2 separate regions of the Mus musculus genome follow, and region 2 is linked to region 1. The links are chromatin loops, found by intact Hi-C in ENCODE. Cell type or tissue: left cerebral cortex. All regions are shown on one strand. Each heading gives the region's core, and the rest is flanking DNA. Links, peaks and the distances in the headings are about the cores only.

Region 1 (5,739 bases), core at 503-5,502:
TGTGACCCATCCAATAGCTGACTGTGATCATCCACTTCTGTATTTGCTAGGCCCCCGCATAGTCTCACAAGAGAGAGCTATATCTGGGTCCTTTCAGCAAAATTTTGCTAGTGTGTGCAATGGTGTCAGCGTTTGGAAGCTGATTATGGGATGGATCCCTGCATATGGCAATCACTAGATGGTCCATCTTTTTGTTGTAGTTCTTTGTGTTAGCTATCATCTACTGCAATTAGCTTCCATGATAAGCCGGGTGGTGGCGCACACCTTTAATCCGGGCACTTGGGAGGCAGAGGTGGGCAGATTTCTGAGTTCAAGACCAGCCTGGTCTACAAAGTGAGTTCCGGGACAGCCAGGGCTATACAGAGAAACCCTGTCTCAAAAATACCAAAAGAAAAAAAAAAAGAAAAAAGAAATAAAAAACCTTCCATGATAAGGGATGAGTATACCAATGTCATTAGTGATCATTTTACTGCTATGTTCATCTAGTAGAACAACAGTAGTAGGTTTAACCCTAGGGCTCATGACTTTACCAATCTCAGGTCCTTGGCTTCATTAATAGTGTCAGGTATATAGTGGACTATGAATCCAACAAACATAAACGTGGTTGGTTATTTCTGTAATGTTTTACCCATTATGAGCAGTAGTTATATCTTGCAAGCAAGTCACTATTATATCTCACAGTGTTGTAGCTAAGTGACATTTGTGAAAGACACTTTTCTGGTAGCATGTATACAACCTTCTAGCCTTATGAATGGAACTAAGTGGGGGTGAAACTCAGAGTTTATTACTTTCCACTTTTTCTTTAAATTCCTCTCAAAATGTCACTCTTTCAGCTTCATTTCCTATTCTTTAACACACACACACACACACACACATTTAAGAAAATAGTTTTAACATTTACAGTTTGAGTGAGTTCTTTATGTGCATCGTTATCCTGAATTCAAGAGGCGCAGATAGAGGACTAGAAAATTATAGGCTAAGCTGGACTTTGGAAATTTTGTAAAATTGCTTTGATTGTTGATGATCTATTTTTGTTTTATCTAGAGAATTGTGCTTAAATTAGCTATACTAATTTTACTGAAAGACTTATAGGATATGCTGAAATGATACCATTACTCCAAATGAAAGTGGAAAACTGAGTTTTCTATTATATTCACTAAAAGAAAATAATTTCCTCTCCTTGAGAAAGTAAAATAGTTAATACAGAAGGTTTTAAAGCAATTCAAGACAGAAGCAGTGGGATTTTATAGTGGAAGCTGTTATTATAAAAGAAGACATGTGAGCATTTCTGCTTACACTGATTGAGCGGCATTTGTACCTGAAATAATTATATATGCATATATAGCTACATTACACAATTTTATATCTAACGTGTGAAACAGTGATCTAAGACATTGAAAATCAAGCAGCATATATATGGACCTTGAATCTGCTGACACATGTTTGAGTCTTACAAGTATTTCCACTTATTGAAAGGTTTGCCAGATTTGGCATATGTTCAGACACAGACAGTGCTCAGGATTGCCTAAGTTGAAAAAATGGAGCTGGAATCCTGAAGTAAACAATATATTTAGAGTTCATATAACAATAATGAAGGATAAAGAATTATAGATAAAAAACTGCAGTGAATTGTGACAATCCCACATAAATGGTGATCAGCACAGCTCAGTCCCTGTTTGAAAGAAAATAGCTGAGGTTCATCAAACAACAACCAAAACATTTTGAAGGAACAGTCTCCATAATGAGAGGTCTGGTAAACCGCAGCTGCTATCTCTAGACAAACAAGAGAATCTCACGATCACCTAGTGTTTAGTGTGCTGTTCAGAAGAGTTGACCATCAAAATATTCACTCTTACAATAAATATGAGTTTTATGTTCCTCAAATAGTCTTAAAAGAAGAATAAAATCTTGCTAAAGTACCAGATGAAAATTATAAGACATCTGTCTGGACAGTCTGTTTATGAGTTCAAAAGTCTCATCAAGAAGGTAAAACTAATAATTGTCACCCAGCCAGAAGTCGCCAAGTAGAGAAAACATTCAAATAAGATCCTCAATAAGGATCATAAAGTTGAAACTACACATAATTGTCAAATGTAAGAATTAAAGCTAGAAATTGTCCACTATACATTGTCAGAATGAAATTGACTAGAAACCAGCAGAGAAAAGACTAGGCAAAACCAATATGAAAATTGTAGATGTCAAAACTTTAATATTTGTGATGGCAATAACAATGATCAAAGAGTACTGGCAGTTTATATATCTCAGGATATAAGAGTTAGAGAAATAAAGGATATGGATAATCAGAACTGTGCAAAGTGAAATAAAGAAAGGATAAAAATCAGAGGCAAATAAGTGATTTAGGTACTATGAGCTATGTGGGAACTATAAACCTAACATTTGCACAGGTAGAATCCATGAAGAGGAGAGAGAAAGAGGACCCGAGAAACTACCAATAGCTCAACATTTCCTAAACTTTAAAGGACAAATCTACATATCTAAGAAAATCAAGTACAGTCAAAACCAAAGACACATGAAAAATAATTACACCAATGTCCCTCAAAGTTAACTTTCTCTACATTACCTGTAACGAAAGCCTTATAAAAATGGAGATAAAAAGAATCAAATACAGTGAGAACTCAAAAGGATAAATAGATTTCTGATCAGAAACAGTTTAAAATGAGAGGTTAGAAGGAACATGGAGCCAAGTTGTACCAATTTAGGATTCCTACAGAATGAAACCATGTTCAAGATGTTTACTCTGTGGATCTCTCATGAGTTAACTGGAGAAACACTTACTGGACACTGCACACCAATAATTTCTACAAGGAGTGTTACACAAAGTCCTTATGTTCACGAAATTACAAAAAAAAAAAATGGGTGTCAGGATCTACACAAAGGAATGGATACTACTGAAAATAACTGGGTAAACACAAAGAAAAATCACTTCACATTGAAGGGACTGTAAAAGGTAACTGTTAAAAGCAAAAATAAATATAATAGAGAATTTGTTGCAAAAACTAGAACATTTGGTGGCAGTATATAATTGCTTAACAGGAGGGTTCTATAAATAAATATATTTTGTAAAGTCTTTATTCTGTAATTGAGTTGATACATAATCATAAAAAGCTGACAATTAATGGAAGATATTTATTATTGAATTTTAAAAATTAATTAATCCTTTAATCCCAGCATTTGGGAGGCAGAGGCCAGCCTGATCTACAAAGTGAGTTCCAGGACAGCCAGGACTATACAGAGAAATTCTGTCTCAAAAAAAAAAAAAAAAACAACAATAACAACAACAAAAAACAAAAAATTCATTAATATAGTAAAATAATAAGGTATATAATGAAAACAATAACAACAACAAAAAACAAAAAATTCATTAATATAGTAAAATAATAAGGTATATAATGAAAAATAAAAAATATTGAATTCACCTGAAAGGGGAAAACAATAGAAATAAAGAAAGGATAGAACAAATAAGAAGCAAGAGACAAGATGACAGGTGAAAATATACAACATGAATGAAACCATATTCATTGTGGACCACATTTCCAATGAGTGGACCAATGGCTGTGTCCAACATTCTTTTTTTTTTTCCATTTTTTATTAGGTATTTAGCTCGTTTACATTTCCAATGCTATACCAAAAGTCGCCCATACCCACCCACCCCCAATCCCCTACCCACCCACTCCCCCTTTTTGGCCCTGGCGTTCCCCTGTACTGGGGCATATAAAGATTGCATGTCCAATGGGCCTCTCTTTCCAGTGATGGCCGACTAGGCCATCTTTTGATATATATGCAGCTAGAGTCAAGAGCTCCGGGGTACTGGTTAGTTCATAATGTTGTTCCACCTATAGGGTTGCAGATCCCTTTAGCTCCTTGGGTACTTTCTCTAGCTCCTCCATTGGGAGCCCTGTGATCCATCCATTAGCTGACTGTGAGCATCCACTTCTGTGTTTGCTAGGCCCTGGCATAGTCTCACAAGAGACAGCTATATCTGGGTCCTTTCGATAAAATCTCGCTAGTGTATGCAATGGTGTCAGCGTTTGGATGCTGGTTATGGGGTGGATCCCTGGATATGGAAGTCTCTACATGGACCATCCTTTCATCTCAGCTCCAAACTTTGTCTCTGTAACTCCTTCCAAGGGTATTTTGTTCCCGCTTCTAAGGAGGGGCATAGTGTCCACACTTCAGTCTTCATTTTTCTTGAGTTTCATGTGTTTAGGAAATTGTATCTTATATCTTGGGTATCCTAGGTTTTGGGCTAATATCCACTTATCAGTGAGTACATATTGTGTGAGTTCCTTTGTGAATGTGTTACCTCACTCAGGATGATGCCCTCCAGGTCCATCCATTTGCCTAGGAATTTCATAAATCCATTCTTTTTAATAGCTGAGTAGTACTCCATTGTGTAGATGTACCACATTTTCTGTATCCATTCCTCTGTTGAGGGGCATCTGGGTTCTTTCCAGCTTCTGGCTATTATAAATAAGGCTGCTATGAACATAGTGGAGCATGTGTCCTTCTTGCCAGTTGGGGCATCTTCTGGATATATGCCCAGGAGAGGTATTGCTGGATCCTCCGGTAGTACTATGTCCATTTTTCTGAGGAACCACCAGACTGATTTCCAGAGTGGTTGTACAAGCCTTCACTCCCACCAACAATGGAGGAGTGTTCCTCTTTCTCCACATCCACGCCAGCATCTGCTGTCACCTGAATTTTTGATCTTAGCCATTCTGACTGGTGTGAGGTGGAATCTCAGGGTTGTTTTGATTTGCATTTCCCTGATGATTAAGGATGTTGAACATTTTTTCAGGTGCTTCTCTGCCATTCGGTATTCCTCAGGTGAGAATTCTTTGTTCAGTTCTGAGCCCCATTTTTTAATGGGGTTATTTGATTTTCTGAAGTCTACCTCCTTGAGTTCTTTATATATGTTGGATATTAGTCCCCTATCTGATTTAGGATAGGTAAAGATCCTTTCCCAATCTGTTGGTGGTCTTTTTGTCTTATTGACGGTGTCTTTTGCCTTGCAGAAACTTTGGGGTTTCATTCTTAATGGCTTATTTCCTGCATTACTCAAAATGAACCTATCAGGAGATGGCTTTCTTTTTATATTTCATAAATGTTTAGTAAAATAGTATCATTTTATTATTATTACTATTGGTTCTTGCTTTTCTTTTTTCCTTTTTCTATTATTAATAATTTTATTAGTTTATATTTCAAATGATAGCTTCCTTCCTGGTTACCACAACCCCCATCGCATCCCTTTTCTCCTGCCTGAGACTCCTGCCACTCCCTTTGCCTGCATCAGAGTGTTTCTGTGTCCACTCACCCACTTCTTCCTTACTGCTATAGCATCCCTGTACACTGTAACATCAAACCTCCCTAGGACCAAGGGCCTCCTCTCCCACTGATGTCTGAAAAAGCCATCCTCTGCTACATATGTATCTGGAGCCATGGCTCCCTTCATGTGTACTCTTTGGTTGATGGTTTGGTCTCTGCGAACTCTGGGGTGTTTTTGTGCAAATTAATTGGGAAACCTAGTGTTAGACTCAGAAAAACAGCTGTCAGATGCTGTTAAACACTGCTGAGTCCATTTCTGTGATAAAATGTTTCTTTTTTTTTGCCCCCTGTAGAGATGAATTGTATATTTTAATAGATACAAACCCTGTAGAAATGCATTATCTTCCTGCTGCACCTCTCTGAGATAATGAAAATAAAATGAGATAATCAAGA
Region 2 (5,739 bases), core at 430-5,429, 260 kb after region 1:
CACAATACTCACAAATAATATTAAATACCTTGGTGTGACTCTAACTAAGGAAATGAAAGATCTATATGATAAGAACTTCAAGTGTCTGAATAAAGAAATTAAAGAAGATCTCAGAAGATGGAAAGTTCTCCCATGCTCATGGATACACCCATATTTCCTGTCTACTTTTTAATTCTTAAACCTTGATACTTTAAGATCCTTTATTTCTGAAAATTGAATTCTTTTAAACAACTGTGATACAACTGTCTATACTAATTTAATATACATTTAATAATTTAATATATAGTATAATTATATTATGATTTAATTATATTTAAATCTATTTAGAAAGATTATTTTCACAGTTGTTTAAAAGAATTCAATATAGTAAAAATTGCTATCTTGTCAAAAGCAATCTACAGATTCAATGCAATCCCCATCAAAATTCCAACTCAATTCGTCAATGAATTAGAAAGGGCAATCTGCAAATTTATCTGGAATAACAAAAAACCTAGGGTAGCAAAAACTCTTCTCAAGGATAAAAGAACCTCTGGTAGAATCATCATGCCTGACCTAAAGCTGTACTACAGAGCAATTGTGATAAAAACGGCATGATACTGGTTGAATGACTGACAGGTAGATTAATGGAATATAATTTAAGACCCAGAAATGAACCCACACACCTATGGTCACTTGATCTTTGACAAGGGAGCAAAAACCATCCAGTGGAAAAAAGACAGTATTTTCAACAAATGGTGCTGGCACAACTGGTGGTTTTCATGCAGAAGAATGTGAATTGATCCATTCCTATCTCCTTGTACTAAAGTTAAATCTAAGTGGATCAAGGAACTCCACATAAAACAAGATACAGTGACACTTATAGAGGAGAAAGTGGGGAAAAGCCTCAAAGATATGGGCACAGGAAAATATTCCTGAATAGAACAGCAATGGCAAGGATCTTTACCTATCCTAAATCAGATAGGGGACTAATATGCAATATATATAAAGAACTCAAGAAGGTGGACTCCAGAAAATCAAATAACCCCATTTAAAAAATGAAGTTCAGAGCAAAACAAAGAATTCTTACCTGAGGAATACTAAATGGCTGAGAAGCTCCTGAAAAAATGTTCAACATCCTTAATCATCAGGGAAATGCAAATCAAAACAACCCTGAGATTCCACCTCACAGGAGTCAGAATGGCTAAGATCAAAAATTCAGGTGACAGCAGATGCTGGCGAGGATGTGGAGAAAGAGGAACACTCCTCCCTTGTTGGTGGGATTGCAAGCTTGTACAACCACTCTGGAAATCAGTCTGGCAGTTCCTTAGAAAATTGGACATAGTACTATTGGAGGGTCCAGCAACATCTCTCCTGGGCATATATCCAGAAGATGTTCCAACTGGTAAGAAGGACACATGTTCCACCATGTTCATAGCAGCCTTATTTATAATAGCCAGAAGCTGGAAAGAACCCAGATGCCCCTCAACAGAGAAATGAATACAGAAAATGTGGTATATTTAACAACGCAGTACTACTCAGCTATTAAAAAGAATGAATTTATGAAATTCCTAGGCAAATGGATGGACATGGGCATCATCCTGAGTCAGGTAACCCAATCATAAAAGAACTCAAATGATATATACTCACTGATAAGTGGATATTAGCCCAGAAACTTAGAATACCCAAGATATAAGATACAATTTGCGAAGCACATGAGTCTCAGGAGGAAAGAAGACCAGGGTGTGGATGCTTTGCTCCTTCTTAGAATTGGGAGCGGAACACCCATGGAGGGAGTTGCAGAGACAAAGTTTGGAGCTGAGACGAAGGGGTGGAGTATCTAGAGACTGCCATATTTGGGGATCCATCCCATAATCAGCCTCCAAATGCTGACACCATTGCATACACTAGCAAGATTTTGCTGAACGGACCCTGATATAGCTGTTTCTTGTGAGACTATGCTGGGGCTTGGCAAACTCAGAAGTGAATGCTCATAGTCAGCTATTGGATGGATCACAGGGCCCCCAATGGAGGAGCTAGAGAGAGTAACCAAGGAGCTGAGGTGATCTGCAACCCTATAGGTGGAACAACAATATGAACTAACCAGTGTCCCCAGGAGCTCGTGCCTCTAGCTGCATATGTATCAGAGGATGGTCTGGTTGGCCATCAGTGGAAAGAGAGGCCCATTGGTCATGCAGACTTTATATGCCTCAGTACAGGGGAACGCCAGGGCCGGGAAGTGGGTGTGTGTGTGGGGGGGGGGTAGTGGCCGGGGTAGGGGGTGGGGGGTTTTTGGGATAGCACTGGAGATTTGAATGAAGAAAGTACCTAATTAAAAAAAATATGTAGATGTGTTCATAAGGCTACAAGCTAATTTTCAAGACAACTAGCTATCCTGAGTCACCAACATTAGGTGAAATAATATTACCAGTCTTATATTGAAAAGTAGAAATATATATTATAAGAACATACTATCCCCTACCAAAAAGTAAAATTCTCATTCATACAAACACACACACACACACACACTATACATATATAATATTTTATGCAATAAATTCAAGGAGTATAGTTTAGTTATGCAAGTGAATAATACAGCAACTATCTCTCCTTCCCCCCCACACACACTCACTTTCTAGTAGCAAGATTCAACACTCTTCATTTCACAGCAAATCCTTTCTCACTACTACTATTTCTTTTAAATACTGATTTCTCTATTACTCCTATCTGTAGGCATGGCCTCCTTCCTCCCTTTCTGTCATATGCACCTGTAAGAGGACTGCCTGGTTTTGAAACTGTAAAATCTAGCTTTTTCCATTACCATTCACATATCATAGATCTTTTCTACTTGAATTTGCTGACAGATGGTAGAAAACCCAGAACGAGGCTGCCTAAGCCATAGCAACAGAAAGAAGCAGAGGACAGATTAGACTGCAGTTTTCCAAGCCATCTGAGAACCTGCAGAATCACTGGGGTACATATTTCCAGCATCCTTCCTACTCTCAACAGACACAGTCAGACTACTTCTAACAATACAGAAATGCATTGTACTGGAGCTTAGAGAACACACCTGTCCAAGGTAGGAAAACAGACACAAGGAAGTAGACCAGTAAGTTCTAAGTCAAAACAGCATACTTAAGAAGAGGTGTCACAGCATCTGAGATGGTGTGTCACCTTAGACCCAGAAAATAGTTATATTTAGAAGGGCCCAGCCAGGAAGAGAGGGCATTAAGCCTCGCAGAGCATGGGCATGTCCAGCTGAAATCTTCCTGGCCTGGGATGGGGATGACATTAGTTGTAACTGTCACTATGTTACCCCACCTTCTCAATCTAACCTAAGAGATGTCTTCATATAAAACCTTGCCTCCGATGATGTCATCAGTTTTTCTGCAATTTAAAAGCCATTTCAAGCTCTTTATCTCCCTTTACATTATCTTTTACTATATTTCTCTTAAATTCTTTCTTATCAATAATGTCCTCATTCTCTGGCAAAAAAAGTAGCTAACAGCTTGACATGGAGACAAAGGAATCTCATGTAGTGCTTCACAAAAGAGACCGAATATACCCAATGATCCCTAACTGAGTGGAAATTAAAGAATCCCTGAAGATTGCTGAAAGAAGGATGCTGTTGCCTCAAATTCTGTCTCATACCCTCTGGATGCTTAAAGAAATGGACATCTAAAGAGAAAATTGCAGAAGTTCTCACTATAAACAGAAATTGTGCTTGGGAAGATGGACCTGGTGAGTGCCCCTCAAATCGCAGACCACAAATAGCCTATTTTTTCCCTACAAAAATAGCTTTGATCTGAAGCAGAAAATCATTGAAATAAAAATTGTTTTAAAGGAAAAAAGTAATGATTAGACACAGCTAGTTTGTAGGGTTTTTTTTTTTTAAATTCTAAAATTGTGTGTATTCTGAAAAAATAGTGGTGGTTTTAAATTTTACTTAATCATTAAGGGAAAGGATAAGAAGAAGGCATGAAGGTGGGGCTGTGTAGGGAGGGGGAATTGGTAATAGGGGGAGAGTGGGGGTAGATATGATCAAATTAACTGCATATATGTATAGAATTCTAATCTGTTTAAAAAGTGATTTGAATACTCTTCTACTAGTGATTAAAAAGCCAAAGTTGTAGCTGTATACAAACGACTATGTTCTAGATTAGCTCCATATTATGAGTCCTGTGGACTGGAAAGATGACTTACTGGATAAGGTGTTTTCATAAAGAGCAGACATCAGATCCCCAGATACCATGGGAAAACCACACAGCCGTGGCAGTTGCCTGTTATCCAGCACATGGGAGGCAGAGATAATGCATCTCCAGGGCAAGCTGGCTTGATAGATTAGTTGGGATCAGTGAGCTCTGGGTCCAGCCAGAAACCCTGCCTCAACAGAAAAACAGAAAACAATTGAGAAGGACATCCAACATTAACATCAGGGCCCCTCCGTAAGCATGTACACACAGATGAATGCACAAGCACACAAAAACAGTCACTCCTCCGTGAATGTGAATATGCACAAGTCACATGCATATCACACACCCACAAAATAAATAAAATTCAATAAAAGAAAAAGATGTATAATTCATAAAAGCATCTTAGTCTCTGATTTTGACAGGGACAAACCAAAAAAAAAAAAAATCTGCTTCTGAATGATGGGTTAACTTGGAAATCTGTTTTTCTGCAACTCTGGCTGTTAATGGGTTAATCCCGACCCTTCTCTTGCTCATAAGGGGCTCATTTCTTTATCTGTCAGTCAGAGAAACTCTGAAAACATCACTTGAGACCTGAGCTTGGCTCAGTACTGAAGGAGAGTGAAAACAGAAACTAATGACCTCATTTTTACCCTCTCTCACGGAAGGAAAACTACCTCCTCACACAAATGAGACAGGGAAGTGAGAAATCATGACTTGTTGCTTAATGCTTCTCGGGGGTATTGCTCTGAATTCCACAGACCTGCCTCTGCTGAAGGAATGCACAAACCCTTTAGAGTCTTCAATCAAATCCTCTGCAGCCGTTCTAACAAAGCCCCACTGTGTCCTCGCCCAAGCCAAGGGTTTGAATTTGGATCAGAAAGCAACTCCCAAATCTCTTCCTTATTTTACACGTTCATTTGTAGAGCGAGTTAGTGCTAAGGATTCTAGTGCAGCACATAGCGGCCAGAGATGTGAGTGTGTGACAAGCAAACCAGGGTAGCTGATTATAAACACAGAATTAAAGGTAAGCTTGTACACCCTTAAAGAATATTGATCAATGGAATTCACTGCGCTAAAACAATGGATTTGATGCAGAAATTCTCTCTGTACTTAGAAGCATGACGTGAATGAAATCAAAAGAAATAAGAGGAAGTTGGAATCTATATATCTGGGAGGCTACAAATAACCCATAGCATGGAAACATTTGATGGAATAATAGAAGGAGATTAAAGAGTCGGAAATGGCTTAGTGTGCTATTCAGAGGTCTACTTCATATAGGTACAACCTTCGAAGCTTAGTTTTCTCATCACAAAAAACCCACAAAGCATTCACACACACACACTCACACACACACAGACACAAACACACACACGTGCGCACACTTGTGTGTGTGCCTTAGTGCCTTTGGAAAAGTTATTTCTGTCCATGTTCCCACTGACTTTTTTTCTATACCCTAGGATAAAAAATGTGTAAAGTATACTCACACTTTATTTACTTATTTTCTTATTTATTTTTAATATTATAGTTGTTTCGTTCTGAAATTCATGAAACTGAGTCCTAGATCTTAGTT

The links. Peaks named below come from ENCODE experiments on the same cell type or tissue, not always from the same donor. Only the 100,000 strongest peaks of a DNase experiment are listed, where the experiment ranks them.
Region 2: a loop joins it to region 1, with 4 times the contacts of the local background. A loop is called at or near these places in 3 of 42 quality-filtered maps.

Annotation. Positions count from the first base shown.
Region 1 is chr16:51,372,313-51,378,051 of GRCm38, reverse strand. No RefSeq gene overlaps it. Among named protein-coding and RNA genes, the nearest start is that of Gm32431, 320 kb to the right of the region's middle. In left cerebral cortex, for the core only: no CTCF peak of the experiment used is centred there; no DNase peak of the experiment used is centred there.
Region 2 is chr16:51,117,165-51,122,903 of GRCm38, reverse strand. No RefSeq gene overlaps it. Among named protein-coding and RNA genes, the nearest start is that of Gm32431, 69 kb to the right of the region's middle. In left cerebral cortex, for the core only: no CTCF peak of the experiment used is centred there; a DNase peak (open chromatin) is centred at 2,865.